Linked DNA regions of Homo sapiens: region 2 is linked to region 1. A link is a loop called in an ENCODE intact Hi-C map of the cell type or tissue named here. Cell type or tissue: prostate gland. All regions are shown on one strand. Each heading gives the region's core, and the rest is flanking DNA. Links, peaks and the distances in the headings are about the cores only.

Region 1 (5,384 bases), core at 295-5,294:
AGGTCAGTTAGGAGTCATGCCAGGACTAGAGCCCCGATTTTCTGAGCCATGTTCTGTCCACCACACGAAAACCAGAGAAACCAAATAATGAGAGTTTAATGCGCAAGATGGGGAAGAACAAGAAGCAGCAGCATATGAGCTCTGTTTCTTACTTCCCTGCCTGTGGCTCATCAGTCTTTCAGCATTTTTAGAAACTTACATTCTTGGAGCATACACCTATCTTAGGTTCCCTGGAAAATATTCAGAAGATACCTGGGTATTCTTTTGCGTTTAGGCCAGTGGCCTTCTGGAATACTCTTTTCTTCCCCATCTTTGGAAAACTCTGCTGCAGGGAGTTTGTTAAACCTCATGTAATAAGTGATCCAAAAGTTTTGCTTATATAAATGTTTGTTTAAAATCCTATTTATGTCATAGAGGCCTAAAAAAGGGAAAACAGGACTGTTTTTCTTTAAAGCATGCCAGCTGCCCTGAGAAGAGTAGTTAGTATTGAATAAAATATAATTTATAGTTAGAATATCTGCTGTTGCTGTTTGCAAAGAAATAAAATAGTTCATCTGTATTTTCATTTACGAATAAGAGATAGTAATATGTTCAATGAATAATATACATATCAAATAAGTCATAGCTTAGTTCAAGCTTAGGAAAATAGTCAAAAGAGAGAGCATAATAAGAATTATAGATGTCATTTATTGAATACCAGTTTTATGCCATGGACTGAGGTTGGAAATATACATTATCTCTAATTCTTAAACAACCCTGTGAGGGAGGTGCTGTTATTCCCATTTTATAGGAAAAGAATAGGATCAGAAAGGGCAACTTGCCCAAAGTCTGGTAGCAGGTAAGTAGGGCTTCATATAACATATACCTAGGTCTGTGAAGTTCCAAATCCTGTCTTGTGAACTTCTGTTCATTCATTCATTTGACAAGCATTTTTTGAAGCCTACTGTGTGCCATAAGACTATGTGAACATAAGATACAGTTCCTCCTCCTGAGGGGTCTAGAAAGGCAACACTTATAGATAAGTAATTGTGATAATAAATATTCTAGGTGGGGGCATAAACAGCCACATCATATACGAAGTGGCTGATTGCCTGGTGGGCATCAGAAAGGCTTCTGAGAGAATGTCATGTTTAAGCTGGGTCATAAGGAAGGACCAGAAGTTTAGTGGAGGTAGACAAGGGTATTGCAGCAGAGGGGACAGATGTGTAAAGGCCCAGAGTTTTGAAAGGCTTTGGGACATGGTGAGTCATTCACTGTGGATGAAGAATACATTTGTCACATAAGTAGGCTGAAAAGTTGGGCTTGGATCAGATTGAGAGTGGTATTTGATATCACACTTAGACCTCATCCTCAGGAGATCCAGGAATGAATGGTCTTAAAAGCAAGACTGCTATGCTCAGATTTGGCTTTTGGAAAATCAGTTTAGCCAGCATTGTTAGAGATGGTGTGACATGGAGATAGGGGCAAGTGAGACCAATTGGCAAGCTGTTGTGGTCTAGGCAAGGGAGGAGGGCCTAAACAAAGTCAAGAAAATAAAGGAGACGTCCATTTCTGGAGAAGTTTATGGCTCAGATTGGAGAACATTTGGGTGGCAGGGGTGGAAGGAGGTTTCCCTGCTGACTTCCAGGCGAAGTTGGCTTGGCCCTGCTGCTAATCCACACCTTTCGCTTGTCTTGCGATTCTAAGGCAATGTGTATGCCAGTTAGGTTTTGCTGCATAACAAGTCACCCCAAAGCTTAGTGACTTAAAAGAGCAACTGTTTATTTCATGATTTTGTAGCTCAGCTGGGAGGGACTTCTAGTCTGCACCAGCTCAGCTGATCCCTGCCAGGCTTGCCTGTGTTGTGCAGTCAGCCAACAGACTCTGGAGGCTGGGTAATCTAGGACTGTCTCACATGTCTGGCAGTTAACAAGCTGTCTGCTGGGTGATGGGGTGACTATGCCATGGTCTCTGGTATCCAGCAGGCTAGCCCAGACTTCTCAATCTCAGGGTTCCAAGAGCAACCTGAGAGGAAACGGCAGAGCTTCTTGGAGCTTAGGCCAAGAACTGGCCCACTGGCATGACAGCTTCATTCTGTTGGCCAAAACAACTCACAGGGCCAGTCCAAATCCAAGATTGGGGAAATCAGTTTCACCTTTTGATAAGAGTAGCTGCAAAGAACTAAGGGCATTTTACAGTACACCATAATGGGTGGCTGGGTTTATGATACTTTTGTTTTTGTTTTCCAGGCATATATGCCATTTTATGTGTTGGCATGTATTGCAAGGGACAGTAGATACCAAATGAAAGACACATTATTTTAGAAAGCATACCACAGATAGGATGAAATTAAGCAACGTTGTCTGCTTCTGAATTAAAGAATTCATTAACCAAGGACCTATTTATTCTTTGTCATCTATAAGTAATTATTAGGACTGAACTTTCTTTTTAAGTTTAAGATAATATATTATTGCGTTACAATAAATGATAGCTCTTCTCAATCTGTTCAAGTATGTTTGAATCTGTCTTGTAGAACAAGATGTATGTGATTCAAATATAGATAAGTAAATATCATTTAATATATATTGAGCATAATTTTAGAGGGGAAAACATATTCACATACTACAAATTAGAATCCAGTGGAAAATTTTAAGTCTGGATATCGCATAACAGTTTGCTAACCATAAAACAAAACACAGATAATTGAAAAGAAATATATTGGTATCTGTGAACTCTGGTACAAAGCAGAGTTTCAGTAGTAATACATTTAAACTTAAAATACAAGTAAATGATCCCAGATCCTACAGTAAGTGTGGCCCATGACTTACCATTTTAAGAAAATTGCTGGTAGGGTGTGAATTGGTCATTTGTTGTGTTTTTTGTTGCTCTGCTCCACCACTAGAGGGAGGTCTTATCTATTAATTACATTTTCAGTGTTTCCTGCCCTACCTCCATTTTTATTATAATATAGACATGTTGGGCCAGGCGCGGTGGCTCGCGCCTGTAATCCCAGCACTTTGGGAGGCTGAGGCGGGTGGATCACCTGAGGTTGGGAGTTCGAGACCAGCCTGACCAACATAGAGAAACCCCATCTCTACTAAAAAAAAATAAAAAAATACAAAATTAGCCGGGCATGGTGGTGCATGCCTGTAATCCCAGCTACTCGGGAGGCTGAGGCGGGAGAATCGCTTGAACCCGGGAGGCAGAGGTTGTGGTGAGCCGAGATCACGCCATTGCTCTCTAACCTGGGCAACAAAAGCAAAACTCCATCTCAAAAAAAAAAGACATGTTGGGTCCAAGATAATTTTTTGGATACATTTCTTGTGTCTAAGGAATATGCCAGCAAACTAGTATTCTTTTAAAGCACGCTCCCGCTAAAGAAGATTTAGGATTCACTCATCTCAGTGTTCCTAGCCGCTAATAATAATAGCAAATATTCCTTGAGCACTGGATACCCCACAGAGTGCTCAGCACTTGATCTGAATTACCTCACCTAATCCTTACAGTAGTCCTGTGAGGTGATGGCTCTTTTGTTCTCCCATTTGCCAAGGAAGAAACAAAGGCCCCAAGGGTTTGCATACCTTGCCCAAGTAACCCAGCAAATGGGAGAGTTGTGGTCTTGGATCCTAGTTGGCTTCCAAAAGCCTCTGCCCTTAACCTTTCTGCCACAGTGCCTCCTTCACAAATGTCAGAGTCAAAATGCCCATCATTCCCTACTGAAGAAGGCCCGGGCCATGTTTGAATGATACTTCTGATAGTTTCCTCACGTGTATGATTTTAGCTTTTTTAGAATACACATATCAATTATGTTGCCTGTTCCTAGGAACTCACAAGCTTTAATTCTAAGTGTTCTTGAGTTCCAAGAAGATGCAGAATATATTACTGTTCTGAATTTCTATTGTACCTTTTCAGAATGAGCTTCCTGAACCTGAACAAGACAATGGTGGCACCACAGAATCTGTCAAAGAACAAGAAATGAAGTGGACAGACTTAGCCTTACAGTACCTCCATGAGAATGTTCCCCCCATTGGAAACTGACGCTTGGCTCCTTTCTTGTGGATGGATTTTCTCAAAGTACACAGATAAAGCATGGTTTGTTTCAGTCTCCAAATTCAAACCTTTGAGTAATAAATCAGCACTCAAAAATGTACACCCATTTAGTTTGTGGTAGCAAAGTGCAATGCGAAATTGAATGAGAAACTGAGATTTCTCAGTAATGGTGAATATTTCGCTCTTTAAACCTAAAACTCTTCATTGAGTAGCTTATATTTGAACATGATTGGTTAAACATTTGCCTCTACCTCTGATTTTGCTTTGCTGTCAAAGTTTAACACCTTCCAACTACTTATGTGTGTCCTGTAACACAGGTGATTGAACGTATGAGAGGGAAAGGCAAAGAAAAAGGAAGCCAGACACTAGGAGAATTATTAACTTCTCATACTTCCCCACATTGAGAAGCATTCGGAGTGTATTTAGCCTGTAGATGTTGTGATATGCAAATATCCCATTCCCTGGTTACTGGCATTCCTAAGATTCTTCATGGTATTTTCAAACTTTGGATAAATTTACAGATTAGAAAGATATCTGACAGTTAATCTCTGTTCTCCTTACAAATTCCTTTTGTGCTGCTGGAAAGGATCTTTGGCTAGGTGGATGACTAGTTTTATTCAAAGCCTTTTCTCAAAGCCCTTTCAGTTACAACCACCCCACTATGGAATCAGTATTTAGTTATACATTTGTATAAGAACCTGTATTTTGAAAAACACATTCATGTATATTTATTCCTGGAATTATTTGCCTGTTAAACAGTGTCTTTCATGTTCTCTCCCCAGATTGTAAACTCTGTAAGAAGCTGCTTGTATCTGTATCCCTTGTTGAAACTCTGAAAACACTGAATAACTAAAATCTCTTCTCATCCTTTTTATGCTGGGTCTTTTTGTTTACTTAGCTTTTAGGAGGAAGAGGTACATGAAAAAACAAATTAGCTTATTTTAGGTTTTCAATCACAAACATGATTTTAGCAGCTATCCTATAATCCAGATACATCCAGGCTGATTTCTTCTCTTTGCATCAGTAGTTCTGCCTAGAAATCTTTTATCTTCAGAATAAAGACCCCAAGGCACCAGTCCCTTCAGTAAGCAAAGAAAGACAACCTAATAGAAAAGAGACTTACAATATTAAAAAAACTTATACAAGAGAAAAAGCTTTTCAAAAAATTAAAATACCTAGAACGCCACAGTTCTTTCACATTCTTGTTAAATGAGGATTTTACAGCTTACTTGTGGTATGTAATCTCTGAGACACTAACATCTAAGAACTTGACAAATGTTCATGTGAATCCTGCCTAGCCTTTCCCTGGAATATTAGTAGACCAGTAAAATATGAAAGCTATTCTTGATTTCTGC
Region 2 (5,384 bases), core at 301-5,300, 660 kb after region 1:
TGCTTGCCTAATAAGGAAAAGGGCAAGAAATAAGAGTCCAAAAGACACTCAGAACACCAGCAGCAGCTTTCAAGTAAGGACTCAGGGTCAGGGTCTCACAACTCCTCCATTTCATGTTTCATTTACATTGTCTTCGTGCTCCAGCAGCAAGGCTGACATGTGCTTTGGGGTAGGAGCCTGGAGTATTTCTGCCAGATGGTCTGAGGTGACGTATACTCCTAGAGCCCAAGTGACCACCAGAAGGGACATGTGAGACAGCAGGCAGAGGCCATACATGGAGGATCACACTCCCTCAGACGTCATCAGCCCCATGCTTTATCCTTTGACTCCCCCTGATCCTCAAGGCCAGGTGGGGTGCCCCTGCTGCATGCTCCAGAGAACTGTGGGCCTCTCCTACCATGGCTCTCAATGCACTGTTCCATAACTGGCTTCTCCCCTGGACAGAGCCACCCTGGTCTCCTTGTAAGCTTTAGTTGGGCTTGTCCCTGAGTGTGTGGGGTAGGAATAGGAGTGTGTTCTTGTGTATGTTGCAATCTTTAGGCTCAGGAGACAAGGAGTTAGACCTGAGTCCTGACATGTGCACTCATTTGTACTCACCATTACATTCTATTTAATTGCTTTGAGCCAGACAGGCTGTTTTCTTTACCATGAAATATACTAATCATTCAAAAAAGCCTTGTGTTTAAGAAGACAGCAAAAAACATCACTTCAAAAAGGCAACTTTTTTTTTTTCTTGGCATCAATGAATATGCACTTCAGAAATCTACAGAGAACTTTTTTCACTTTGTATTTGTTCCACAGCATTCTAGCCAGGAGTACAAAATAGGAGCTCTTCAAGCAGCACATGAAGATGGCCCAGGAGCCTTCAGCCATCCAGAGCAGCAGAGCAGCACCTAAATCTCCACACACTTCCCAGTATAACCACTAAGAACACACTAGACCCTTGGCATTAGGGGATTTATCATTTCCAGTTCTATTATCTGGGAATGACTCCAAGGGTTTGTGACAAGCTTTTGAAACGTAAGTGCTAAGACGAGTGTGGACAAGTCACTGAGCTAATGAAGAATAGACCCACTGTCTGCTTGGCTCTGCTATTTTGTACCTGTCTTCACATGTGGGGAAACTTCATAACTGTGCCCACAAATCAGAGAAATTCGCAAAGGACTAGACAATGTATTGCCTGTGAACTTCAGAGGCAACTGGAAATAGTGCAACTGGAAATCAACTAGCTTCATACATAGGCGGATTTGTTTCCAGGGACCAAAAGCACAGAAGATAAGAAAACTTTTCAGGTGATGGCCATATTCTCATCATATCCTCTCTGTGTGGAGTCTGCCTGTTGTCACAAAAACCTTGACCCTACATCAAGTTACACCTTAACAAAGGGAAGATACAGGCATCAGATAAAAGGTACTTGTTTGAAAGGCAGCCATAAGGGAGAACTGAACTTAAAAAAAAAAAAAAAAAAAATTCCAAGCTGGTTTCAACAGTACTTTGTTTCCAGAACAAAGAAATGTTTCTAACCACATCTTGTACCCCTTCCTCATCAACTCCAGACTACCACAGACCTTTTTCCAAAACTGTGTGTCACACATCCAGGTCTTGTGCTTTAGAGCTGCCTCTCAGGCAATTTTAGCCAGCCATTTCTCCAAGTCCTGGATGTCAGCAGAGCCCACGTCCCCTCTTCCACCCTTGGCACTGCACTCCAGGAACTCCACTTTGAGGGGCAACTGTGAGAATTCAAACTCTTTGCCTTTCTTCCCCAGCTGAGCAGGGGCAGTGCTGGAACTGTCCAGTGTGCTGGGGGCAGCAGAACGGGTAACTCGTAAGGTGTTGCTGTGGGGCAAAAGGAAAGAAGTCAGGAGGCAAAATTTTTATACAGCAATTAAATCATATTAGTTTCTAAACATTTCAGCACTCATTTAAAACTTAACTATAGAATTGCCAATTATGCTATTAAGATTGTTGAATAATCCTTTGCATTTATAAGTCCCTCTCTTGGACAGAGAGGTGAGGTAGGTGGGGCGGGCTGGGGGGGTCAGACCTCACAGGGCTAGAAGGCAGGTCAGCAGTAGACCAGGTCACACCAACTTTCTTTCAGCCCAAGGCCCCCTTCTAAGAGGATCTACTGAATGAAGCCGTCTAAAAATATATTTTTAAAATACATGCTTTAAGTGTTATAAAAACATAAGTTTCTGAAAGTTAAGTGTGGGTAGATAGGGTATGTATTTTTATCTTGAGTCTATTTGGATATGGAGTTTAGAAATCCACCAACTCCAGATTCTCATATCTAACTAGGGCAGAATTACTATTATCCAACCTCTTTAACCACCAAAACCTTCCCAATGTAAGTCCCCTTACTGCCACCTGCTGGCCCTAATAAAGGGTGCATAAGCAACACTCATTTGTCGGCCTCCCCTTCCCCTTTCTGCTATCCAGAAGCAGAGGAATACATGCTGCCAATCTTCTTTCTTACAAAATAAAGCATTTCTTGTTCTGTAAAGTTGCTTCAAAATTAGTGAAGAATCCACAGGCAAAACTAAGCAATACCTTGTTTAGGAAGGAACACACACACACACACACACACACACACACACACACACTGTAAAAGTATTTTTAAAAAACAATACAAAACTGGATATTGCTGACCTCTTGAGGGAAAAGCTTTTGGGGAGAAACAGGGGCCTTCTAGGCATGGTGGTGAGTACATAGGTATTCATTTTAATATTTTTTAAGCTTAATGCATGTGACATATATACTATTATAAGTAAGATATTTTACAATAAAAATTTTTTAAGGAAAAAAGTAAAACATGTATTCAGCTTTTGCCACAAGGCCATGTAAATATAATATACCGTGTTATTGAGAGACTATGAAATGCCTCTAAGCTAACAGGGCCTAATTCTCATAAATCTGAGATTAAAATTAGTCAGATTCCGAATTTTAACTGATGTTAACCTTTACAATTTGTCAACATTTTGTTTCACTGCCTTTTAAGAAAGCATTGCCTTTCAATGCTTTTAAAAAAGGATTGGCTTCTGTATTGTTTTTCTCTAAGTCTATAGAGTGAAAAGCAAACAGCCTATGGAAAACATGTGTTTTAACCACGGGAGACTTGGACTGTACTGTTAAAAATAACCCAAGACTGATTCACAAATAACATTATGACAGTTTTGGCTTCCCCAAAACAATTCCCAACAATTTCAAGAGAATTTTTAGAAAAACCCAACCATCCAATTGTTCCAATGTCCTTATTAACCTAATGGCAGCAACAGATACAATCCAAGAGAGTGAGCATCAAGAGCACAGGAGGACAGGGTGATAAACTCGCAGCTCCAGACGGGAAAGGAACCACTGAAAATGGCATAGGCAGGGCTGGCAAAATTGTTCTGCAAAGAGCCAGAAATTAAATATTTTGTCGCATATTTTTCTTCTGTTTTTTACCTGCCCTTTAAAAATGTCGATTTACTCTTGGCTTGCAGGCCCAGGCAGGAGTTTGCCAATGCCCGAAGCTGACTAGATTCTACCAGACTCTAAGCTCCTGAGTACAGGAACACATTTCCTCCTACAGCTGCTCCCAACTGCAGTCTTGGCATCCACTAGATGCACTACAGGTGCTTCTTAAATGAATAAGGGAGTCAGTAAGTCATAGTGGGGAGAAAAGTTTCTAAAAGTTGAATTTATACAGTTTTTCCTCATCAGATCCTTTTCAAGGCCTTACACAAAAGCAATAAGAAAACATAACTTGCTTTACTATAAATGTTGATCATTTCTTCTACACCAGCTTTTGGCTAGCTCTTACAAATTGGCATAACGCAGAAGACATGCTAGATGCCTTAAAATTCAAAAGCTTATAGCTCAATTTACAAACCTTGAAACACTCAAAGCAGGATATATAATATTGCCAAGTATTTTAACAATCTAAGAAGCTATAATGTAGTATCAAAGACTTGTAGTCTTCCTCAGTGTTCTGTTCTTATTCTGTCAACAATAATTTCCAAAGTGGCTTTTAAATGTTTTAATTTCTTTTTTCCTGATTCTCAGTTTTTATTTTTTATTATTTACATGCATCCTTAAATACCACTTCACAGGCATTATTGAGTGGTGAACAAACACTTCCACTCACTGAAATAACACCGTTCTCAAGTTGGCATGTAAACTTTTTTAGCTTCTAAAACCTTTCAACTATAAATGATTTAGTAACAATGGTAAAATAAATTAAGTTTATGGTTTCAAAAAAATCTTCTTTCCATGAAATTTTAAAATATCTATAAGCACCCTAGTAAGTTTTTGTGATTCCATTATTTTGTAAATTATTTAACAAATATTTATCACACTAATCTTCAGTCTATAATTGTGATAATCACATAAAACCAAACAAAAGAAACATGAATATGCTGCTTACAGTCTAAGTGTTAAGATATATAATTAACCAACAGGCCTCTTTCACACTTACAGTTCTTTCTCCAGCTGCTGTTGAATTAACTTTGCTGATTTTGCCATTGCAATATCTGTAAAGAAATAAAGACACTGTTGTAGTTTAAACGAGAATGAGTTTTTTCCCCAAGACTTCTTACACAGAAGGAAAATTCCTATTTAAACCAGTAAGTTTTTCTCTTTTTTTAAAAAAAGACCTTTTATCACTAGTTCCTTCTCTATCAAAGTAAGCTTTATACTTGCACTAGGGGCTTTCCCAAGATAATGCTTATAAACATATTATGCTGGTGACCCTAAAACTGACTTTAGCTTTCCCTAAAGTTCTCCACACCTTATAGACCTTTCAATTCAAAACATATAAGTTTACTCAGTTTAACAGAAAGAAAACCTACCAGTGCTGTGATTATGAGAAGTGCCTTCACATGCCAAAAGACAGTGCCCTATCTGTCATTTTAAAGTAAACTTAGCATGTTTCCAATTGATCCTAAGACGGTATGTTTAAAGCATTAAGTGTACTAAAGGTAAGAAACAAGCTCTGGTTTGGCACAAAGCCCATGGCAAATAAACAATAACTCCCTTCCTTATATTCAATCAGGGAAATAAAGAGGTCAGGTAATGACGCTAATTGCATTCCCAATAAGGCATTATCAATATTATCTGGTCACTTCTGAGAAATGCCTTGAACTCTTCATAGAATCAGAATTTCAGATCTGGAAGAGACCTGAAGAGATCCACTAGTCTGTCTTATTGTACAGGTAACGGAACTGAAGCCCAGTTTTATTGGGGATTACTAGAAAAGTTTTCAATGGTTATCAGGTTAAAAGAAAACAACTTCAGCAAACTTCCCTTGATAAAATGTGCTGTACAGTAAACTTGTTTGAAAGCAGAAACTCCACCCTGCAAAACTGTGCATCTGATATCACATATTGTCAATCTGATGAACTTAA

The links. Peaks named below come from ENCODE experiments on the same cell type or tissue, not always from the same donor. Only the 100,000 strongest peaks of a DNase experiment are listed, where the experiment ranks them.
Region 2: a loop joins it to region 1, with 4 times the contacts of the local background. A loop is called at or near these places in 24 of 110 quality-filtered maps.

Annotation. Positions count from the first base shown.
Region 1 is chr3:134,477,223-134,482,606 of GRCh38, reverse strand. ANAPC13 (anaphase promoting complex subunit 13) reads left to right here. Exons shown (of 3, transcript NM_015391.4): 3 at 3,892-4,901. The coding sequence ends at 4,017. Among named protein-coding and RNA genes, the nearest start is that of ANAPC13, 6.1 kb to the left of the region's middle. In prostate gland, for the core only: a CTCF peak has its summit at 2,873 (motif pointing right); no DNase peak of the experiment used is centred there; H3K27ac peaks cover 736 bases.
Region 2 is chr3:133,816,005-133,821,388 of GRCh38, reverse strand. SRPRB (SRP receptor subunit beta) reads right to left here. Exons shown (of 7, transcript NM_001379313.1): 6 at 4,457-4,511; 7 at 1-1,836. The coding sequence ends at 1,623. Among named protein-coding and RNA genes, the nearest start is that of SRPRB, 13 kb to the right of the region's middle. In prostate gland, for the core only: a CTCF peak has its summit at 2,388 (motif pointing left); DNase peaks (open chromatin) are centred at 1,068 and 2,378.